Linked DNA regions of Homo sapiens: region 2 is linked to region 1. A link is a loop called in an ENCODE intact Hi-C map of the cell type or tissue named here. Cell type or tissue: HCT116. All regions are shown on one strand.

Evidence for each region. Hi-C counts contacts between places; a loop is a spot of excess contacts. Peaks named below come from ENCODE experiments on the same cell type or tissue, not always from the same donor. Only the 100,000 strongest peaks of a DNase experiment are listed, where the experiment ranks them.
Region 2: it touches region 1 in a loop (8-fold over the local background); 3 of 110 quality-filtered maps call a loop at or near these places.

The regions. Positions count from the first base shown.
Region 1 is chr13:24,667,122-24,675,121 of GRCh38, forward strand. No RefSeq gene overlaps it. Among named protein-coding and RNA genes, the nearest start is that of ATP12A, 9.3 kb to the right of the region's middle. In HCT116, a CTCF peak has its summit at 4,447 (motif pointing left); DNase peaks (open chromatin) are centred at 3,990 and 4,430; H3K4me3 peaks cover 1,058 bases; H3K27ac peaks cover 329 bases.
Region 2 is chr13:24,310,066-24,318,065 of GRCh38, forward strand. It overlaps C1QTNF9 (C1q and TNF related 9), which reads left to right. Exons shown (of 4, transcript NM_178540.5): 2 at 5,917-6,104. The coding sequence starts at 5,939. Among named protein-coding and RNA genes, the nearest start is that of C1QTNF9, 4.5 kb to the left of the region's middle. In HCT116, a CTCF peak has its summit at 3,624 (motif pointing right); no DNase peak of the experiment used is centred here.

The DNA of each region.
Region 1 (8,000 bases):
TCTTTTGAGGGAGAGTAGGGGGCCCTAGAAGGGCTAACAATAGCAGGGAACTCTCCAAGTAGGAGGAGAAGACCATCATATACAACTTTGTGGAATGTTTCTGTCTTTATGACCATGTTGCAGGACTAAGAATTCATGGCACACAGTTGCAGAATCATTGACAAGGTAAGCTGAAACCTCAAGAAATCACCTTTTTGTGTTTCTCCCTTCTTATGCATTAATAGTCCTAGTCAAATAATCTGATTCCATGTGGCTGAGACCAAAGAGGCCAAGAAAACAAGGGTGTTTAGATCTTCCCTGTTCCCCAACCTCCAAATCTAGGTGATCCCATCAGCTGCAGATGTCTTGTCTTTGCTGATCACATCCAGTAAAGAATTGCTGAATATCCTACTTCCTTTTATTTTACAGAAGGAGTTTACATGCTGCATTTGAAAACAGAGTTCATAACCAATATGAAATTTAGCGGAAGTAACTTGACCTCATGGAATTTGTGGGAAAACTCAGAATTCAAATCACTTCCTTGCAGCCTCTCAAGTGAGTCGAAAGCAGAGCCCCTACTCCGTGCTTCTCTCGCCTGGAACTCACTGTCACTGTCTGCTGGTCCACTGCTCCCAGTCACTCCAACGTGAGGAAGCCGGCTTCAGAGCAAACCACAAGGAAATCTGGTTTATGAAAATGGAGCAGTCTCCTGATAACATCTGGCCGTTCATCACTAGCTTCTTCAGGTAAACCCCACTCTAAAAAGAAATGGATCCTACAGGTCTCCTACTGGATGCCCACAAATGGCTGAAAACTGCCATTTGATTTGATTTATTCTCTATACACTAGAAGTTCTCTATGTGGTTTGTTGGGCTAATGAGCCTAAGGAGATTGTATTAGGGTTCTCCAGAGACAAAACAAATAGGATGTCGAGAGAGAGAGAGAAAAAAGAGAGAAAGATTTGAAGGAATTGGCTCACATGATTGTGAGACTGGCAAATCCAGTCTACAGGAGAGGCTGGAGGCCCAGGCACAGTTGATGTAGCTAAAGGCCAAGGGCAGTCTGAAGGCAGAATTCCCTCCTCCTTGGGGGACCCAAATGTTTTAACTTCTTTAACTCATTGGGTAAAGCCCACCCCCATTATGGAGCAGACTCTGCTTTACTCACATCTACTGATCCAACTGCTAATCACATCTGAAAAACACCTTCACAGAGACTTCCAGATTGGTGTTTGGACAACTGGGTACCGTGAATTAGCCACATTGACACGTAAAATAAATCTTCCCAAAGATTCATGTAGAATTCCCAGAGAAGGGAAAGGTTGCATCAAAAGTGAGTGGAGTGGCTGAGCCGAGACAAGTGTGTTCACTTCTGCAGGGCATGCCTTTTTCACTGCTTGCTGAGGCTGAGGGGATGATGCTCTCGGCAGAGGAGCCAGTATCCAGTCCCTCGGAAGGGGAAGGCTCAGGGCATAGCCCCCAGCCTGACTCCTCCTGACTAGCCTACACCCTACCCACACTAGTCTTTCCTAGGCATGGAGGCAGGTAAAGGAGAAGAAAGATGCCCCTATGTTGCCACTCAAGTGCTGGTAAGCTTCACAGGCATTTTGTGAGAAAATGTGTGTGATCTTGGAGATCTGAGCAACTGCGATTGTCTAGACTGGGACCAACGCTGGCCCTGCAGCTGAGCAGAGCAGCCCTCCCACATGTTGATGACAGCCTCAGGCCAAACAACCTGCCACAGAGGGTAGAGAGCAATGGACAAAGCCCAGGATTCAGTGAACTGAACTGGAAAATCTTTCATAGAGATGACAGGTGCCCAGACCCGAGATGGGGGTCTATGGAATTGGAAACTGACAAAGTGGATGTAAACTGTGTCCTGCTGGCCTCATTGTCCTCTGCTAATTCAGAATCCTGATGCCTACAAGGCCCCCAGCAGCCTCCAGACACCAGGAGAGGTGGAGTCTTTCTCTTTCCTCTCCTGGGATCCAGCCCTGGCCACACCCCACAGTTCACTCCACATCACCAGACACAAGGGTTTGCGGCCACTCCCTGCAGGTTCCTGCTGAACAGCTCACTCTTCCAGGCACCACCCAGAGCTTGCAGGTGCCAAAACCTCAGCAGTGACAGAGGTCTGTGAAACAGGCATTGAAGCTTTCCTGTCAGCATCCCCGGGCCAGGGACATGTTCATGAGCTAGGCTGTGAGACCATACACATTACAACACACTCTCCTGTCCTCCCAGGGACTAAGGATTTGGCCTGGACCAACCTTTGTGTGCCTGGCACCTTCTTCTCTGTGAGGGGGCACCTCCACCGGCTGCTTTCCTTTTGGTTCACTCTGGTAGTTAACCAGACATGCCTGGAAAGCACTTAATCCCGGTGCTGGACACAGTGAGGCTCAAGCTGGAAACCCTGCCATGCTGATAACGTGTTCCTCTGCCCTTGTGCAAAACACACACATGCTAGTTACATTTAAGAATGTAGAAATGGCCAGGCATGGTGGCTCACACCTGTAATCCCAGCACTCCGGGAGGCCGAGGTGGGCGGATTATGAGGTCAGGAGTTCGAGACCAGCCTGGCCAATGTGGTGAAACGCTGTCTCTACTAAAAATACAAAAATTAGCCGGGTGTGGTGGCGCGAGCCTGCAGTCCCAGCTACTAGGGAGGCTGAGGCAGAAGAATCGCTTGAATCCGGGAGGTGGAGGTTGCAGTGAGCCAAGATGGTGTCACTGCATTCTAGCCTGGGTGACAGGGCAAGACTCCTTCTCAAAAAAAAAAAAAAAGAATGTAGAAATAATTGGAACTGTGATGACTGTGGGGTCATCCTAATTCAATATATTGCTTATAGAATGAAATCTACATCTTTATTTATGAAAAGTTTTCTGTGGATGCCAACAATACACAAGAACCAGAAGCCAGCACTTGCTAGGATGCTTGAACTTGCCCTTGGTGAGCCGTGCACCTCATCTCGGGCTGCCGCTGCTGGTGTAACTGGCTGTGCAGGCTCACCCACACTCCCACACCCCCCTTTTTCTTTAACAAGTGAAATCCTTTCTCAGGGGGTGGCTATGAGATGTTTGCCCCTTAGTCCACAGGTAGGAGCTATAAGAGCACAGCACCCCATTTTAATTAAATGCAATAGAACTACCACATAAGTACATAAAGGCAAGGCAAAGTGACAGTGTCCAGACCAGCAAGTGCTAGAGTCAACAGAGATCTTAAACGGCATCTAATCCAGGGCCCTTGACCTTAGAACACAACTCCAGGGAGCGGCCTCAGCTCCCTCTAACCACTGCAGTTAGATTCTCGGGGCTGCCCCAGCCTCCATACAGGCAGGCTGAGGACCAGTGACGTGATGTGGTCCGGGGGTTCTCAAGCCCACTGGTTCATAAGAAGCACCTGGGGAGCTTTATAAAGATAAACCTCGAGGGCTTGTCTCAGAATTACTTGGACGTGGGGTCTGGAAATCTGTATTTTTAAAGCTCCCCAGGAGATTGTTTCAGGTTTGGGACCCATTGATCTTCTCAGCTCCAACACTGTCTGAGGCCACAGAAAGGCAAAATGTTCATTCCGTTCCCAGCAAATTCAGTGAGCAAACAAGAAAGCAGGACTAGAATTCAGGTCTACAGAACTCGCAGTTCAGCATCATTTATGAAAAATTATTATATCTCTCTCTCAAGCTAGGAAGAAACATATGCTAGTGGTCACAAAAAACTAAAACATGTTGTTTCTACTTCATCAAGGAACACCCCCTCATCTAGAAATAAACTCCAGCCCCAAATTGAGTGTTTTCAGTTGCTTATAAGGAAGACCTTCCTAACTGCAAAAGTCAATTACTGGAATCAAGGGTGACGTGGGAGGGCTCCTTGTAAAATGATATTTGTAAAACATTCTTTCACTTCTCCAAGAGAATTGAGATGCAGAAGCCACTTTGACATGCCTGTCACTGTGGCGGTGCCTTTGAAAGACCTGAAGGAAGTACAAGACGTGGCCTCCAGGGGCACACCTCCTTCCCAGGAAGACAAACAAATGATATGGAGCCCCCAGAGGGTGGCAGGGCAAACACGATGATGCCTCAGCCCTTGGGAGAGTGGGCAGAGCGTTGCTCAGACAATGCTCCTTTAGCAAAACAAGCCTGAAAGGCAGAATACGGCTCCAAGCCCCATCCAACCCTAGAAGAAGGGAAACAGTCACCGTTTGATTTTTCTTTTAGATTTTCTAGTTCCTTGTTCCTTGGTGCTGTCATTGTTGGAGTGTTTTGTTGTTTCTTTTGATTTTTGTTAGTTTGCTTGGGGTTGTCTTTCACCCAAGCAATCCTTTGCTCAGTCAGAAATGAAGTATTTGACACATGGTTGCGAAGCCTGGGGCTGTTCTATAAATTCCTGGTGCTTGAGTGATTCCAGGTGTCCTGCATGAATGAGGATCTCATCCCTGTGTCTGGAGCCCCGAGCATTGTAGAATGTGCTCCCTCTGCTGGTTCCCTCTAAAAACGAAAACTTGGTTTTGAAACGGATTTGAATTCCCACAGTGCTCTCTCCTCAGATCCAAGAATCTGACCTCTGCAGAGTGATTAGAATTTTCTGGCTAAAGCGATTTTTTGTTTAAAACAACAACAACCTGACTCCTAGACTCATTCAGGTTGACCACCTTAGACAAATCCGGCTCACATGGGCCCTTGGAAGAGAATGCTATGGTGAAAAGAGAAAATCAGAATGTGTTTATTTTCATAGTTGGCCCAGCAACGAGCAGAGCAGGGCAGCTCGGGCAATGTCCTCAGATGTGCCCACGGACAAGCTGTAAAGGACTCACACCTAAGGTATCTAGGAGGACGAGGGCCACCGGAGTCAGCAAATAAAAACACCAGAGGGCCAGTTAAATATGCATTTCAGTGTAGTCCTGGTTACTCATGAGGATGAGGCGGGAGGATCGCGTGAGCCCAGGAATTTGATGATTGCACCACCACACTCCAGCCTGGGCTGCAGAGCAAGACTGTCTCAAAAAAAAAAAAAAGTGCATTTCAGTTAAACAACAAACAGTGTGTAAAGTATAAGTATGTCCCATTTAATACTTGAGACATAGTAATAAATCTCACAAGGCTCCCTGTGTTTTATCAGGCAACCCTAAAGGTGAGGAAAGAGGAACTAGGAGGAGGAGAAAGCTCAGTCTAGAGGCTTAAAAGGCTCTTGGATGCCAACTGCTCAAACGTGCTGGTGCCTGGAAGCTGGTGACAGCTGAGCCACTAGACCAGAGATGATAGACTGCCCCACGGAGACCCCGGCATAAGTCTTCTGTGTGGGGTGCTATTGCAAGAGCTCAGACTGGGAAGAATCTGTTCTCTGCCATCTCTGCAGGGCTGATTTAAATCCCACCACCTTGTCTTTTTTACACGACCTATTTATTACGAGACACTTTAAAGAACCTTAGTAAAATACTTTGGTCTTATCATCTTCAAAGTCTTGGTTTCAATCCCAGTGTTATGGAGCTCTTCCCTGCAGTTTTACCTCCTCCAGCCAGGCCCTGCTCCTCCATTTATCAACTGATTAATCAAATGCCACTGGTCCTGCTTGTGTGACTTCGCCTGTTTCCCAGGCTATACTCATGCTGGTTGCATATTAACACATACTGTGCTTCAGCAGCCAGTGGCTTTATTTCCTAAGGGGACATTTCACAGGCACAAAAAGATCACCCATAAATTTACCTTTTTTCCCCTCACATGAACCAGGAGAGGGTGTACTGAGTTTAAGCTGGGCCTTTCCCACTTCCATCTCCCTGCACCCAAGTCCACTTTAGGAGCTGGCCTGGCACCACCCAACGTACGTGAGTGGTGGATGAGACCTCAGGGCCTCAGCCACCGCCACATCTCAGGCAGACTTTCCAAGAGAACCTGCAGCCAAGCAGCTACCAGTTTTCTCCTGGTCATCCCATGACAGCACAGTTGTTTTTTCATTCTCTTTACTTGTTTTTTTCTTGCCTAAAATCCCTAGGTGTGTTTTTAAACCCTTCACTGGCAGTGGACAGCCCACTCTGTGTGCCTTTCTGGGTTAGCAAGGACTAAGTCAGGGCCTGGCGTGTGTGAGACTGGGATGTGGGCTGTGCTCCTTCTCTTTTTTTCCCACTTCTCCCAAGAGTAAATGTCCTGTCTTTGTGAAGAGCTGATCCCAAGATCGATGTGTTCACAGAGCTAGACCAGCTTGTTTCATGCTGACTTAGATGTTGGGTTACCATAGACAGTTATTTAAAGCACCTCAGAGAGAAAGAAAGGCGGCCAAGATAATGAAGTAATCATTATCATCTGCGCCTGCCCTGGAGGGACACTGGCCCCAAAAGGACAAGGTCATTCTAATGCACCCCAAAACCCAGCCTGGCATCTCACAAGGGACAGATCTGGCATGAAAATGTGGGGGGATGAACACAGCTCTATTAACTAGAAAAAGAACCATGCCGGGCGCAGCAGCTCACACCTGTAATCCCAGGACTTTGGGAGGCCAAGGCGGGTGGATCACCTGAAGTCACAAGTTCGAGACCAGCCTGACCAACATGGGGTGAAACCCCATCTATACTAAATACCAAAACTTAGCTGGGCATAGTGGCAGGTGCCTGTAATCCCAGCTACTTGGGAGGCTGAGGTAGGAGAATCACTTGAACCAGGGAGGTGGAGGTTGCAGTGAGCTGAGATTGCACCACTGCACTCCAGCCTGGGCAACAAGAGCGAAAAAACTCCGTCTCAAAAAAAAAAAAAAAAAAAAAAGCGATGATCTCAAATCCTACTTTTTAAAAAATTAATTTAGATCATCGTTTAAGAATGACAGCCCCATCATTATTAGATTGAAGCTAATCTTTATGACCAAGGCAGCCAGGTCCTTTGTGACATTCTCTCATTCCCTAGCTCCCGCTTCCCTACGCAACTCTTAGAGCAGCTTGGTTCACCCTGGAAACATGGATAAATATCCATGTATCAGGGGCATGGAGAGGGGAGGAGACATAGAAATTTCTCTAACTTAGATTGGGTGACTGGCATTTGCCCTTTTCCTGGTTTCATCTCAAAGACTCTTGATAGGGCAAATAAATAGTGTCTGAAATGGTCTCAGGGAAATTGGCAGGGTGGGGGGCTCAACTGCATCTGCTAGAAGCAGGAGCCTGCTGGTACAGATCTGCTCCTGGTGGGAGCCAGCACAGGGGAACCCAGGCCGGAGTCTCAGGCTGGAACAGTTGCAGGCCAAGCAACTTCACAAAGTCAGGAGGGCTCTTGTTTTTTGTGACAGAACCTCTCATCTTCTCCTAAATGTTGTTTCCATCATGCTGCTCTCATTCTCAAGGGCCTCAAAGCACAAGGATAAAGCCCAGTGTCTGCAAAGCCCACCTGGCTTGACAGCCAGACTCCTGCTGTGCTCTGATGGGACTGTCTGCTGGGCCACCATGCACCTACCCTGGACTCTGCAGGAGCCAGTCTCCTCCTGCCTCCTTTTCTCCCACATTACACACTGCCCTCCTCCTCAGCTTACCCAGCCTTCAGAATCCACTTGAACTTGAGCCCCTTCCGGAATCGCTCCTCTTTCCTTGCCTAGAGCTCATCCCTTGCTTGCTGCTCTGAACAAAAGGTCTGACCTGTTGAGCCAGCACTGGCCTTGGGCTGGCTTCGGACTCCTCTTACGTCAATATTCTCATCTAAGGGTGATGTCTTATCTCCCTAGACAGGTTGAAAGCTCTTTCAGGGGATAGGCCTGGTATGATGCTGCACACATGTCACAAGCCTCCAATCAATAGTTCAGGAATAAATAAATGTTTGTGTGTCTGTGTTTGTCCCCCCAGCTCTGGAAAGCGTGGGAGCCAATGACCAAGAGGGCAGCCTCTCACTTATCAAAGAGCCACATTCCTCCCGAGTTAACGAGCATATTTGTGTGAATAATGTTTTTTTTGTTATATACAGTTTACATACATATATGTGTTGTGTATGTGTTATATGTGTTATAACTTTTTTTTTTTTTTTTGAGATGGAGTTTCGCTCTGTCCCCATGCTGGAG
Region 2 (8,000 bases), 360 kb before region 1:
GTATTGTTAGTAGAGATGGGGTTCCACCATCTTGGCCAGGCTGCTCTTGAACTCCTGACCTTATGATCCAACCGCTTTGGCCTCCCAAAGTGCTGGGATTTTTTTTGAGACAGAGTCTCACTCTGTTGTCCAGACTGGAGTGCAGTGGCAGGATCTCAGCTCACTGCAAGCTCCGCCTCCCGGGTTCACACCATTCTTCTGCCTCAGCCTCCTGAGTAGCTGGGACTACAGGAGCCTGCCACCGCGCCTGGCTACTTTTTTTTTTTTTTTTGTATTTTTAGTAGAAACGGGGTTTCACTGTGGTCTCGATCTCCTGACCTCGTGATCCGCCTGCCTCGGCCTCCCAAAGTGCTGGGATTACAGGCATGAGCCACCACGCCCGGCCTATGATGGATCTTTTTAAGAGAGCTTTCTAGAGAAGCTTATAGATTATTTTGCACAAATTTTAATGTGTACTTTTTTTTCCTGATCAGGTTCATCATATTCAGATTGTACACATTTTCATTTTTATGGCTATGCTAATTTACAGTGCAGGAAAAAAATAACTGTCAAGATATGTTGAAGAAGGCTGGGCGCGGTGGCTCACACCTGTAATCCCAGCACTTTGGGAGGCTGAGGCGGGTGGATCATGAGGTCAGGAGATCAAGACCATCCTGGCTAACAAGGTGAAACCCCGTCTCTACTAAAAAACAAAAAATTAGCCAGGCGTGGTGGTGGGCGCCTGTAGTCCCAGCTACGCGGGAGGCTGAGGCAGGAGAATGGCGTGAACCCAGGAGGCAGAGCTTGCAGTGAGCCGAGATCGCGCCACTGCACTCCAGCCTGGGCAACAGAGCGAGGCTCTGTCTCAAAAAAAAAAAAAAAAAAAAAAGATATGTTGAAGAAATGTATAAAGTGTGTAATATAGAGAGTGCATGGAAGACAATATATTCGATGAAGGCAGCCTAGAGCTATTTTGACTCTTAGATCGTCAGATCCGGGAGGGCATTCGTCCTTTCCAGTGCATGCAGGAGGAAGCTGAGGCTCTGAGGTTTGGAAACCCAGGAGATATCACTCAGCTGATTTCTAGCAGGTTTACATTAAATCTTAGTTTTGGAGAGTTAAGAATCTTGAGGAGTGATAACCTTGGCTGTAGAATTAAGGATATGATGTTCTTGGAGAAAATTAATCAGGAAGAGGGCACTGGGTGACCATTTATCAAGAGATTCTTTAGCAAAGGACAGATATAGGTAAAGAATCGGAGAATGAGTCAGAAATAAGTGAACTAAATAAGAACACTATTTTGGGGGGACTAAAAAACATTAACTTCAAAGTTATTTGCAGTCTGTGTCCCTTTGCCCTGACCATGCCAGTATGTCTGGCTCATGCGGTCACAGCATTCTGCAGAATGATGGCCTCTATTCTCTATACATACATATGATATCAATGTATAGAGATCTTGTCTTGATTTGTCCAAGGCAGTGACTGTTGTCGCTTTTTACATATATTACTGGGAGGGTTGTATGCCCAGTGAGTCCCCAGCAGCTGTCACTCTGGCTGACTACAGATGTCTGCAAGCCTCCTCACTTCTGAAGAGCGGCCGCACCTTGGGCAGCGCATGCCTTGAATTAGGATGTGGGCTCAGCTGTGTGTCAAGACCCCAAATAACAGTGGCTTATGCAAGATAGAAGTCTATTTCTGTTTCATATGCTTATGTCAAAGATGTGCTGGCAGGTCTGGTCTGTGGAGTCATCTGAGGCCAGGGGTTTTTCTATCCCCAAATTGTTGCCCTCCTTCAAGGAGTCCCACATGGTTCACCATGCCATGCACACCCCCCCACAGGAAGCGGGAAAGGGCACCCCCTTACCCTTTAAGGCCGGTCATTGCACACAATTACACGTCTCACTTTTGCTCATCCCCATGGCCCGTAATCTAGCTCATGGTCATACCCAGGCTGCAAGGGAGGCTAGGGAGTGCAGTCTATCATGGGCCCCTAGAAGCCCAGCTAAAATTTCTATTACTCTGGATGAAGGTGAGAAGGGGTGTTGGAGATTACTAGCAACTCCACGAAAGCACTGACAAGGATCAGAGTTGATACCCAGTCACCTTCCCAAGTGATGGTCCACACACAGTTGGAACCAGGATAGTATTTCTTGCATGCCTGCATTGATTCATTCAACAAATACTTGACTGAAAATAAGGAAGTAGAAAAATGCAGTCACCATCTTCATAAAGCTCTAACCCAGGTTGGTGCCTACTAAGTGATCATTAGTCTAGGTGTGGTGTACAGAGTAAGTGGGGACTGGGGAGGACAGTAATTCAGATGAGAGAGAGAGTGGATGATTGCAGGGAAAGATGGGAGACAGAAGAGGCTCCTAGCTCTAGTGCCTTCTGGGAAAAGACCAGACCCAGAAATTAAAAGTCAAGAGTGTAACTGTAGTTGAACTAATGAAACTGAGGGTCCAACCCATAGCTTTGTGAGAGGCACAAATGTAATTTTTTATTTTTCAAAATAACATTAATATAATTTCTTCTATATTCCTTGTGCAAATCCTCAACCTTCTACATTAAAGAAGAGGCTAAATAGGAGGTATAAACTTGCTAAAATTTCTTATTAAAAAATAGTGCCAAGCGGCCGTGTGCAGTGACTCACACCTGTAATCCCAGCACTTTGGGAGGCCGAGGTGGGCGAATCACAAGGTCAGGAAATCGAGACCATCCTGGCTAACATGGTGAAACCCCGTCTCTACTAAAATACAAAAAATTACCCGGGCATGGTAGTGGGTGCCTGTAGTCCCAGCTACTCGGGAGGCTGAGGCAGGAGAATGGTGCGAACCCGGGAGGCAGAGCTTGCAGTGAGCCAAGATCGCGCCACTGCACTCCAGCCTGGGCGACAGAGCGAGACTCTATCTCAAAAAAAAAAAAAAAGAAAAAAAAAATAGTGCCAACCTAGGTGGTGACCACGTCTCTAATCCCAGCTATTCAGAAGGCTGAGGCAGGAGGACCACTTAAGCCTAGAAGTTCGAGTCCAGCCTGGGCAACATTCATGAGACTGTATCTCTATAAACAAACAAACAAACAAACAAATAAAACAGAAATAGTGGCACAACTTACTTTGCTACGTATTTGGGAGAACGCATATTAGTTAATCAAAATCATTTGCTGAAGGTTGTCTACATGCTGTATAAACAAGCTAGATAGACTCTACCTACATCAAATATGCAAAACTAGTGAAATAATTACAGAAGAGTAACCATTTGCTTCCAGGCTGGCTTCTTCTTCCCTGGAGAGCAAATTGGAGTTTATCCTAACCTGACACCTTTATGATCTTCTGATCATTTTATTCCTGGAATAGTTGTACTCCACATTTTGAAAAGTTAAAATGAAAATTATAGAACCCTCAACAAAGTTTGGTTGATGGAATTTCGATTTGACTGCTTCCGGCCACTTCTGAGTTTAGCAAAGGAGGCTCGTGTATATTCTTCATGGAATTTGGCTCCAAGAAAACTCAACTCAATTTCCTGGAATGGAGCGAATTTGTGACTTCGAAGGGAAGCATCTGCATTTCCTTTCCCAAAAATACTCCATTTGCATTAGACTGCTCCCTGTGACATTTCCACCAGATGGCAATACAGTCTTTGGATGACAGAGAGTCTTGCTGGTTTTCAAAATCTCTAGAAATATTTGTGTAGGCACTATAAAAAAGCATTTTTTATAAATGAAAAGCTCCCATAACTGCCCCCCATTCTAAAGCAACCATCTTTATTTGCATATATTCACTTTGAGTTTTTGTCAATATTCATACAGTCGTAAGTACATTTATAATGTGCATGGCATTTTAGTCTACTATCAAAATTCAGCACAATGTATATCATTTACATATTTCTACATGACCTTCATAATTATTGCAGCAGTTACATACTATTACACATAGTAAACCTTTCCCCTATTGTTACATAGTATGTAGTATGCACGTTTTCACCTGTTATAGATAATGCTGCAGGTAATGGCACACAATTGGCACACAGTTTTGGAACATTAGGAAGAATTTTAGGGATAGCAATACAGGGTGAAAGACATAGATGTCTTTTGCTCTTTAACTTTTCCAGAAAGATGTGCAGATTTACATGGCTATCAGCACTGTGAGAGGATCTGGGTTCTGACCAGTTGCACTATGCCCACGTTTTTGTTTTACTTCATTTTTTTAAATCCTAAAAGTCAGGTACAGGGTCTTTAGCCTGTAATACTAGCACTTTGGGAGACTGGCGGGAGGATTACTTGAGCTCAGGATTTCAAGACCAGCCTGGGCAACAGAGTGAGACCCAGTCTCTCCAAAGAAAAAAAAAAAAAGAAAGAAAGAAAAATAGGCAATGGCTCATGCCTGTAATCCCAGCACTTTGGGAGGCCAAGACAGGCAGATCACCTGAGGTCAAGAGTTTGAGACCAGCCTGGCCAGCATGGTGAAACCCCGTCTCTACTAAAAATACAAAAATTAGCTAGGCGTGGTGGTGGCGCCTGTAGTCCCAGCTACTTGAGAAGCCGAATTGCTTGAACCTGGGAGGCAGAGGCAGCAGTGAGCAGAGATCGGCCATTGCACTCCAGCTTGGGCCACAAGGGCGAAACTGCATCTCGAAAACAAAACAAAACAAAACCAAACCCAGGTGTGGTGGTGCATGCCTGTAGTCCCAGCTACTTGGGAGGTTGAAGCAAGAGAATCGCTTGAGCTGGGAGGTTGAGACTACAGTGAGCTGTGATTGCATGACTGTACTTCAGCCTGCGTGATGGAGCAAGACCTTGTCTCCAAAAATTATATATAAGGAAAGGACTTGAAAATGCATTTCTCCCGAACTAGGTGATGTTTCCGTGTGTGTGGCCCTTCTTCACAGTGGCCTCCTAGAAAAACAAGACCCTGACTCAAAGAACACCTCTCACTACAGTAAGACTTCTTGGAATGCTTTACTTTTTTAAAAATTTAATTTAATTGTTTAATGTGGTAAAAAATATATAACATAAAACGTAAAACTAACCAGCTTAACCATCTTAAGGGCACAATTCAGTGGCATTATGTACGTTCTCTTTGTTGTGCAACCATCACCACCACCCATCTCCAGAACTCTTTTAAAATCTTCCCAAACAGAAACTCTGTACCCATCAAACAACTCCCATTTCCTTCTCTCTTCACCTCTGGCAACCTCCATCCTACTTTTTCTTTATATGAGTTTGACGGCTCTAGGAACCTCTTATAGGTGAAATTATCCAGGTCTGTCTTTTTGTGACTAGCTGGTTTCACTTCGCATAATGTTCTCGAGGTCCATTCATGTTGTAACATGTGTCAGAATTTCTTCTCTTTCTAAGGCTGAAGAATATTCCATTGTATGGACCTACCACATTGCATGTATCTATTTATCCACTGAGGGACCCTTGGGTTGCTATGGAAAATAATGCAACTACGAACATGGACATCTGTTCCAGTCCTTGCTTTCAATTATTTTGTGTAGATGCACAGCAGTGGAATTGCTGGATCAGATGGTAATGCTATGTTTGCTTCACTACTTGGAATGTGCCTTTATGCATATCGTGATAAAATTTGATCTGTACGACAGTCCTGTGAGATAAGTAAGCATTGATCTCTGGTTCAGAAAAGTGATTTCTTCAAAGTGAAATGATGAACGGAAGAGTATCCTGACCTTAAACTTGGCTTTTTAAATTGCCCGTTCACCTTGAAGAGTGGTTCCAATCACAAGTGTTACCTTCCAAGGACAGTGTCATTCTGGTTATAATCAGCTTGCTCCCCTGCCCTGAGCCTTCTGTCCAAGTTTGTGCAGGTGTGGGTCTGGGGCAGGGGACAGCTCATCCATTTCCCACTGCACGGAACAGAGGCTGTGTCCAGGGCCCCAGCAACAAAGATTTCTCCTTTGGGTTTCTGTTTCCCTCTTTCAGTTCAGAGTCTGTCATCTGAACCATGAGGATCTGGTGGCTTCTGCTTGCCATTGAAATCTGCACAGGGAACATAAACTCACAGGACACCTGCAGGCAAGGGCACCCTGGAATCCCTGGGAACCCCGGTCACAATGGTCTGCCTGGAAGAGATGGACGAGACGGAGCGAAGGGTGACAAAGGCGATGCAGGTACTCACCTGACGGCTTCGGCTGCCTTTCAACTTCTCTCTTCATTCCTTTCATCTCATTCACTCATCATCTGTGTGATTTTCCACCTACCCACTCACACCCCATCCATCCATACATACATCAACCCAGCAACACTCACTGGAGCCTGACCCCATTCATCCATCCACCCATCTGCCCAGCAACACTCACGGGGTCTGCTCCATGCCAGACTCTGTGCCAGGTGCTGGTGGAGAGCACAGGGCAAGATCGCCATGACCCCTGCCCTCCTGGGTTCTCTCATCTCTGACACCGCAGAACATTTTCAGTAGTATACGATGTCATGGATCCTCCCATCTCAGGTGACAGGTATGATGGATTTTTGGCAACAAAAGGCTAATAGAGAGATCTGATCACGAATTATTTGGCAGCAAGCACCCAGCTGCAGTGCAGGTGAGAGCTAATACCGCATCATGCCATGAAGCAGGAGATGCGGAGTGACAGATGACACAAAAGGAGACGAGAATCTGAAACCATACAGCTGCTGCTTATGCATCTATATGACCTAGGTTGGGACCCTGTCCCAGGGTCTGGGGATCTGGGGGACAGGATTCAGCCTCTGGGAGGGAGATTTGCCAAAGCTGAGAAGTCCGAGTGGTTTCCATAACAACAACCAATAGACTTGGTTTCCGAATGGGGTACCATTCTTGAGGCCTGGTCTTGACCATAGGGTCACATATCTAAGGCATATGCAGAATGATCCATCTGGGTTAAGGGCACAGTTCAGTGGCATTACAAAAAAATATATCAAAACTTCTATGGACCTTTTTAAAGATAAGTTTGTGTTTCTAACACATCTCAGCTTATGGCATTTGGTGGCCTGATGATGTTTTGAGTGGGCTGGATGAAGCCAAGGGTCACCAGGAAGCAACATTCTTTCTAACCACCATCCTGCACATCTGCTCTGTGAGGTGTCTTCTCCTGGCTCACATCTCCAGCTCATTGACACTGTTCCAGTCCCCAGGTAGCAAACAGCCCAGTCCAAATGAATAGCAAAACCTTACCATTAATGAAATCAGGTCTTCTGCCCTCACACTGGGACCACAGTAGTGTGTGTGTGTGTGTGTGTGTGTGTGTGTATTGTATTTCTGAATATATAAGATTTTCATTTTTTGTTATAAAATTTTACACACAAAAGGAGATAAATAGGTGATAGATAAAAAATAGAGGACAAAGACAAACACTCCTATATTCAATACCAAATTTCTCTACCTCTTCCCTGTTGAATTTCTCTCCTCTTTTCTCACCAGTGTCCATTCTTTCAAGTTTTATATACTTCTTAGAAGCAAATTATGTATCTATTTTTCTACGTAGTTCATAGGTATTATATATAATATATATTACTTCTTAGAAGGATATTCATTCACATTGCTCACACTAAAAATTTACTTCATTTTTATCTTATCTTAAAGTGTATTTTTGTATATGTTTTATACCAAACATATTTTCCATATACTACCTGTGCATAATGTAGAAACATATAAATATCTACTGATTGGGGTCTGTGTTCATGCTTTGTGAGTTGTGGTTGCGTGATCATGAAAGCTCAGAGGCCACCGCTCTAGAGAATGGGAGAAACGAGAGCCAAGCAGGGAAACAAAAAGAGGGAAGGAGAGGAAGACACAGGGGAGCAGCCAGTGGAGGGGAGGGGAGGGGAGGGGAGCGCAGGGAGGGGCAAATGTAGGGATAAGCCCCCTCCATTCAGAGGTCCCACGCTGACCAAGGCCCCACTCAGGAGCGCTGGTGTCCCAGGAGAACAGACATCGTGACAGAAATAAGTCTGCCTGTGTCAGTCCTGTCTCAGGACCTGCAAGCCGGCCCAGCCTGCCCCTGTCGCCCCACAGCCACGTCAGTGGGTCT